Linked DNA regions of Homo sapiens: all the other regions are linked to region 2. A link is an interaction called in ENCODE POLR2A ChIA-PET data of the cell type or tissue named here. Cell type or tissue: A673. All regions are shown on one strand.

Region 1 (2,500 bases), 830 kb after region 2:
CAAACAACTGTATAACACGTTTATCTGTCAGTTGTTGTTCAAGGGACTTTCCATGTGTTAAGCAATTGGTTAGTAATAGAACATCTGTAGTAATTCTACAAAGCAAGTATTCTTCATTATCATCCCATTTTACAGACTAAGAAATCAAATGTTGTGGGCTGAATTATATGCTGCAATCCTAAACCAAATACCTCAGATGTGACTGTATTTGGAGATGAGTCCTTTAAAGAGGTAGCTAAGATTAAAAAAAAGAAAAAAGCCATTAGGGTGTGTCCTAATCTAATATGACTGGTGTCCTTTAAAGGAGTGATTAGGACAGGGACACATATACAGGGAAGACCATGTGAGGACATAGGGAGAACACAGCCAAGTGCAAGCCAGCGAGAGAGACTTCAGAGTGAAACTAACAATGCCAACATCTTGGTCTTGGCCTTCTAACCTCTAGAATGGCAAGGAAATAAAATTCTGTTGTTTAAGCCACACAGTCTGTGGACTTCGTTATGGTAGCCCTACCAAACTAATACACCAAGGCACAGAGTAACTTGCCTAAGCTTACATTGCCAGAAAACGTGAACTCAGAATCTGAACCCAGGGACTCTGGTTCCCGAGAATATGTATTTAATGATAAGAAATGTTCTCTGTGCTGTCCAATATGGTAGCCACTAGCCATATGTGGCTACTGAGCACATAATATGTGGCTAATGCAAATGAGGAGCTGAATTTTTCATTTAATTTATATAAAAATAAAGTTAAAATTAAAACAACCCCATGTGGCTAGTGGCTACCATATGGACATAGCTTTATACTATTTCTAAGTACATCACTTAAGATTTTTGCAGAATTTTCTAGAAATCTCGTCTGTGCACTCTAAAAACATGCTCTATCTTTGTTCCGTATCCCTGCTGTATTTGATTTTTTTTTTTTTTTTTTTTGCAGTCCTTTCTGATTTAGCCCCCGTTGCCTGGTCTCCTGCTGAGGGGGAGAGGGAACAGGAAGAGTGAGTGAGCTGGCTAACTTCCAGAATCCTGGGGCCTGGGCAGTGCAGGGTCGTTGGCGTTCTGCTCTAAGCTTAAGGTGTTAGCCAACCAAATGCCAAGCAGCACAAACACTGAGTGACATTTTCAGAACTATTAATATTTCATCAGAAATGATCACTTTTCCTTTAAATACACTATTTTAAAAGGTTTTCTACATTCTTAACTATAATTTTATTCAGTCTAGGCCCTCAGAATTTTCCCCAAAGGAACACATCTTCAATTTTGTAATGAAAATCAAAGGAGAATGAAGCTCAGATTTCAAAATTTAGAGTAAACATTTCCAGGAACTCAGCCCCTCTGTAAAGAGCAAGGTTGCGTATTGGGCACCTACTGTATACCAGGCACTTTACATACAGTATACCATTAATTCATCCAACACATATTTTTTGAGTGCCTACTATGTGCCAGAAACATGATCCTCATAATTTATTAACACCATTTTACAGAAAAGGAATTCCTCTCATCCTTCTCAAATTTTTCTCCTCAAAGAAGTCGGCCTGGACCACCATGGAATATTGCCTCCCCTCTTCTCCCCAGTGCCTCACTTTGTTACTAGGTTGGTACAAAAGTAATTGTGGTTTTTGCCATTGCAAGTGATGGCAAAAACCGCAATTACTTTTGCACCAACCTAATAGTTATTTTCCATCAGAGTCCCATTGCATCTGTAATTATTGCTGCTTTACTCGCTTGGCTGGTTTGCATCGATCTCTCCTCGCTAGTATACAGGCTCCAGGAGAGCAGGGACCATGCCATTTTTGCCCACCCTTATGCTTCTTCAGTGCCCAGCAACTCATCGGGCACAGAGGAGGGGTTGCATCAGTACTGGGGGAATTATGAATGGGGATGGGAGAAGTTCAGAAAGTTCTTAAGGTCACACAGCTCGGAAATGAGTGTCAGGATTCAACCCAGCCCTGCATTTATAGACTGCCATCTTCCTCTATTTGTGTCCATTCTTCTTTCTTCCGTCTCCACCCTCTTGCTTTTCCTTTTCAGGGGAATTGCTAGAGAAGCAACCCCCTGACTCTCGGAACCAGAAAGTCTCCCTCAGCAGAGGTACTGTGTCAGTGCCCAATTGAATGAAGCCGCTTCAGTGAGGGTAGGGGCCTGTTGATCAGCAAACAGCTAACTTAGCCCTTCTCCCTGCACCTCGGACCTCCTACTCCTGCTCCTACCCACCTACTGAAGCTGTCTCAGTGGTCAAGGGCTAGATCAGGCCTAGAGTGCTGGGGTCTGAGTCTCAGCTTCCCTTTTCTCAGGGGGCCTTGGACGCAATCCCTTATGACTTTGAGATTCGCTTTCCTCCCGTGTAGAACGATAATAAAAAGTGGTACTAATTTCACGAGCTTTAATAGGATTGAATGTGAGCCCAGCGCTTGGCACAGGGCAAGCGCCCCATAAAATGGCAGTTAGGATTAAAATCGAGGTTGCCGGGGGACCCCCAGGCAGGAGCTGAGATTTGTGTG
Region 2 (2,500 bases):
CATTTGGGTTGGGAAGCACAGGATGATCTAGATGAGTGATTCCCAAATTGGGATTCCTGGATGACTAAGCAGGATCCCTGAATCTAGTTAATCAGGACGCACAAGCTGGATTCAATATCTGAAGAAGCCGAAAAGGAAACAGCACATAATATATACCTTCAGGAGGGCAAAACATGCTATTATTTAATATCATGTTACCATGTTTCCCAAATTCTAAAATGCAGTCAGTTGTTAAGATGACCCATTTCCCCCACAACGAATTTACACATTGATTACGTGTGCGTCTCAAGTACAGATTGTAAAAGTGTGCATTTTAGAATAAAACAAACGAATGCCATTTATTTGGAAGACAGTATCTTGTAAAACATGCACAAAATGAACTCTTAGTGGTGGGAAAATTATAGACCCTTCCCACCTGGGGTCCTCTGAATACCAGAAGGCAGGGGGAACATCCAATGTCTGCAGCCTTTTCAAATCTGCTAAGGGCAGAGCTGTCAAAGGGACAAGGACTCCTTGCCTTGACACAGCAGGCTGTGGCTCCCTGAGGAACCTCTCTGAAGCACCTCCTCTGAAGGACCTCTCCCAGAGAAGGGAAGGCACAGCAGTGACAGAAGGACCCTGTGGGGCTCTTTGCTGAGAAAACTGGTGAGCTTTTCAGGCACAGGAGGGTCACTGGCTGCGGATGACTGAGATCCACACCTGAGTTCCTTGCAGGGGGCTGGCCAGCAGGATGAAGGAGAGGCCAAGCCAGGGGACCCTCCAGCCTTGCCCTCAGCGTCACTGCAAAATGCTCTTGCTGGGTCTGGGTTGAAAGGTTTGGAGAGCTTACTGGATTTTAAGCATCTGTGTTGACCAGCTCCCGTTAAGGCATCTGGCAGGGAGGGGGCTCCTCCCATGCTGGCAGCCATTACCATACAGCTGACTTTCATGCTGTCTCTCAGGACACAGGCAAAGAGAACGGCCCTTCTGACTCACCCACAATCCCCAGCTAAAGTGTACATAAGCTGAATTGTAAACAGCTGAATGTGCTCCAAGCTGCCACCCCCAGCTATGCAGGAAGGAATCAATGGAGCGAACAGCCACCCTCCCCCCACCCCATGCAGTTCAGGACAACGGGAGCAGTGGGGGATTTCCAAACAGCTGCTTGAACGCTTCCCAGCCCACAGGCTGAGGACTGCAAGAGGGGCCTGAGCTCAAACTCAGCAGCAGCACCTGCAGGACCAGAGTGACTTCCACCAGGTCAACACACCAGGGAATAATAGCTGGCCCTGGCTGCAGGGAGTCAGGGAGGAGTTTTCAAAGAGTTCTACTTAACCCTGGTGATGGAGGCCAGTCCACTGGTATCCAATGCCAGGGTCAAGGGCTCCCAGATAGTCTCACATCATAGTGCTCCGGCCCATGCTATGATTTCAAAACGCAAAATGTCTAGAACCAATGGGAGAGGTTCTACAGTAGACACTAAGATCAGGGGAGATAAAAGGAAGAATGGCAGAGTAGAAAGAGCATGGGCTCTGGGGGCCAGACCTGGACTCATATTCTGTTCCACCTTTAATCAAAGGTGTGTGGCTTCAAGCACTCACTGCCTGTTCTGAGTCTTGGTTTCTCCATCTGTAACAACGAGGCTCATACTACCTACCTGTCTGGGAGGTTTCAGTAAATATTATATATGTAAAATGCCTGGCACTGAATACACGCAGAAGCTGTGCTACATGGCAGTTAAGACTGTGGGATTAGAAAGACTCTAGGCGGCCAGGTACAGTGGCTCATGCCTGTAATCCTAGCACTTTGGGAGGCTGAGGTGGGTGGATCACGACGTCAAGAGATTGAGACCATCCTGGTCAACATGGTGAAACCCTGTCTCTAGTAAAAATACAAAAAAAAAAATAAATAACTGGGTGTGGTGGCGAGCGCCTGTAGTCCCCGCTACTCGGGAGGCTGAGGCAGGAGAATTGCTTGAACCCTGGAGGCAGAGGTTGCAGTGAGCCGAGATTGCACCACTGCACTCCATCCTGGCAACAGAGCAAGACTCTGTCTCAAAAAAAAAAAAAAAAAAAAAAAGACTCTAGGCTTAAATCCTATCCTGTAATGCTGGACAAGTTACTCTAGGCCTCTTTCCTCATCTATGAAATGGGATACTTATATCTGTCTTACATATAGCTGTGGTGAGGATTAAATAATGTAATGCAGGCACAACACACTGGACTAGGCTGAGCTTGGACACAGGAGTGCCAACGTCACTGAGACCTGTGAGAAGATTAGGAAATCATTCTAATCTCACTCTTTCACTGAGTCTGGCCTCTTACAGCCCCAGAGCAGGGCTAATCTTTCCGTGGCCCAAACTGAGGTATCTGAGGTTTGTGTTCCTCAGACGTCTTGGTCTACGTCGGTAGTCCTGTCCTTGCACTGTTGAGGTCAGGCTTCAGGAAGAAATGTTACCTCCACTGTGACTGCAACATAACAGAAATGCTTCTGTCCTAAAGGGCAAAGCAAAGTCTCAAGT
Region 3 (2,500 bases), 150 kb before region 2:
TAGCACCCTTACAATAGCTATTGTCTCAAGTATAGAAATACATGTAAGGGAGGCAGGGTGTGATGGCTCACGCCTGTAATCCCAGCACTTTGGGAGGCCGAGACGGGCAGATCACGAAGTCAGGAGTTTGAGACCAGCCTGACCAACATGGTGAAACCCCGTCTCTACTAAAAATACAAAAATTAGCCGGGGGTGGTGGCGGGTGCCTGTAATCCCAGCTACTCGGGAGGCTGAGGCAAGAGAATCCCTTGAACCCAGGAGGCAGAGGTTGAAGTAAGAGATTGTGCCACTGCACTCCAGCCTGGGCAACAGAATGAGACTTCATCTCAAAACAAACAAACAAACAAACAAACATGTAAGGACAGGTTCTCAACCCTATCTTCAAGCTGATGACTTAGCTATGCCTTCAAGTGGTTATTCCAGCATTTTCTCAGGATGCAGCCCTGGTTGGTATGGTAAATAGCAGGACCAGTGAATAACATGGTCATGTGCTCACTTTCTCCATGGCCATGTTATGGGGGAATGCTTTGATGATAAACTGCACACCCTGGGAACTCTGAGAGAGTGCTGCTGATCATGACATTGTGGACAGAGAAGGCAAATCTGTATCAGTCCCATGAAGTCATAGAAGAGTCACAGCACCTCCAGGGTGGTTGGGTCCAGTGTAATCAACTGGCACCATGTGGCTGGGTGCCCTCCTTGAGGGGTGGTACCATGTCAAGAGCTCAGCCCTGCCTGTGCTTTGACAGATTGGACACTTAGTAGTAATACCTAGGTCAGCCTCGGCCAGAGGAAGCCCATGCTGTTGGGCCATGCGTGGCTTCCATCCCTCTTACCATGGCTTCTCAGTTATGGGTCTGTTGTGCATGCTCTGGGGCAGCTAAGGAGAGAGATAAGCTCATTTCCACTGGATGAATCATCCTATCTAACTGATTGTTCAGCACCTTCTCTGCGATGGACACCCTCTGGTAGACAATGAAATGAGACAGAGACCCACATATTTTTGTGTCTTCTCTCAAAGATCAATCCACATGCTTCTTCCCCAGACCTCCTTAACTGCAATTTTGCAGTCTTGCTCTTCACGAGTCCCTGAGCAATCAGCTGAACTGTTCACTACTGCCTGGGATTCCTGACCTCAGGCCACGACTCTTTCTGCACCAAGTTGATGACTCAATGCACCGCCTAAAGTTCTGCCCCTGCAAAAAATTCTCCACATGGCTGTTCTTCAGGAGCCCTTGAGTGGGACTGTAGTGCAGTAAGAGTGCACTTTTGTTTTCCACCAACCTATTGTGCCAACCTGTCCATAAACCAGGCCTAAGCTTTTTCCTCCTCTGTCACCTGGTCATCAGGAATCTCTCATGATTTCATAAGTGTGAGCTGAGGGGAGAGGTTCCAATGCAGGGATCACAACAGGGGATTCTGGGCCTGCTTCTGTAGTTTATTTGTGACCTCTGGTCCTGCTCAGGCCTAGTTCATGACAACGTTCCATGTCCACCCTTCAATGGATTACTGTTGCACATACTCGACTATACAGTTGGGTGGATCTGACAGTACACAACTTACAATGGGAAACTCTGGCTATATAATCAGTTGATCCCCCATATATATATATTCTACATCGTTTATTGTAACTCTTGTCAGTTGTTAAGCTGTTGCCTCTTAGCGCCGCAACCACACTTCTGTATCAACTTGTGTAGTGCTGGGGCTGGGGTTCAGAAATTCACATTCCAGCATATATATATATATATATATATATATATATATATATATGTATATATATACGTATATATATATACACATATATACGTATATATATACATACACACATACACATATATATATATACACATACTGTTGTCACCTCTGCTTTGGGTGACCCTCACCAGTTTCTTTACAGATTAAGAAACCGATGTGAGGTTTCTACTGCCTGCTGAGTTTACTAATCCCAATTAAGTATTCAGGGATGGGGAAAATAGTCACAGGAGGGTGTGAAGACCCACTGGACTCACTGTAAAATGGGCTTTGGCAAAGACTCCATTTATCATCTTGCCTCCATATCTCCTTACTTTAACAGGAGGGCTATAGTGGCAATTTGGATCCCCTGGAATCAGTGTCAGTCCGGACTCTGAATTCCCCAACTATAGAAATATCTGGATATTTTTGTTCTCCTGTGTACAGTTACTGTGGTACTGGGTCTGAGGACTAGCTTAAGCATGAAAAATGGGTGAGGGATAGTGATTTTCCACTGTGATGGCTCACCTCAGTCTTCACATTACATGCTCTTGATCTGTTTTTATTATATTGGGCAGCAATACCCTTGCTAGTCACCCACTGATCTCGCCCTTAGGAACTTCAGGGTCTATTAGCAATCCCACAGATCTCTGTGGGTAAGGGCCCCTTGGTTGAGTTTCTGACTTTGCTGCCCATTATGGTAATTCCATACACTATGTGTCTGATGGTTAAGTGCTGCTACCTGGCCTCTGCTGTTCTGGAATCCTAT

The links. ChIA-PET counts read pairs that join two places held together with the same protein. Peaks named below come from ENCODE experiments on the same cell type or tissue, not always from the same donor. Only the 100,000 strongest peaks of a DNase experiment are listed, where the experiment ranks them.
Region 1: POLR2A ChIA-PET joins it to region 2 with 8 read pairs; 1 of 35 experiments calls an interaction of 5 or more read pairs at or near these places.
Region 3: POLR2A ChIA-PET joins it to region 2 with 6 read pairs; 10 of 35 experiments call an interaction of 5 or more read pairs at or near these places.

The regions. Positions count from the first base shown.
Region 1 is chr1:34,174,279-34,176,778 of GRCh38, forward strand. It overlaps a transcript of C1orf94 not described here. Among named protein-coding and RNA genes, the nearest start is that of C1orf94, 1.4 kb to the right of the region's middle. In A673, no CTCF peak of the experiment used is centred here; a DNase peak (open chromatin) is centred at 1,003.
Region 2 is chr1:33,341,434-33,343,933 of GRCh38, forward strand. All of the region lies in intron 9 of PHC2 (polyhomeotic homolog 2), which reads right to left. Among named protein-coding and RNA genes, the nearest start is that of PHC2-AS1, 7.7 kb to the right of the region's middle. RefSeq lists an enhancer at 797-1,405. In A673, no CTCF peak of the experiment used is centred here; a DNase peak (open chromatin) is centred at 1,038; H3K4me3 peaks cover 1,009 bases; H3K27ac peaks cover 2,063 bases.
Region 3 is chr1:33,187,903-33,190,402 of GRCh38, forward strand. It overlaps a transcript of ZNF362 not described here. Among named protein-coding and RNA genes, the nearest start is that of TRIM62, 7.1 kb to the left of the region's middle. In A673, no CTCF peak of the experiment used is centred here; no DNase peak of the experiment used is centred here.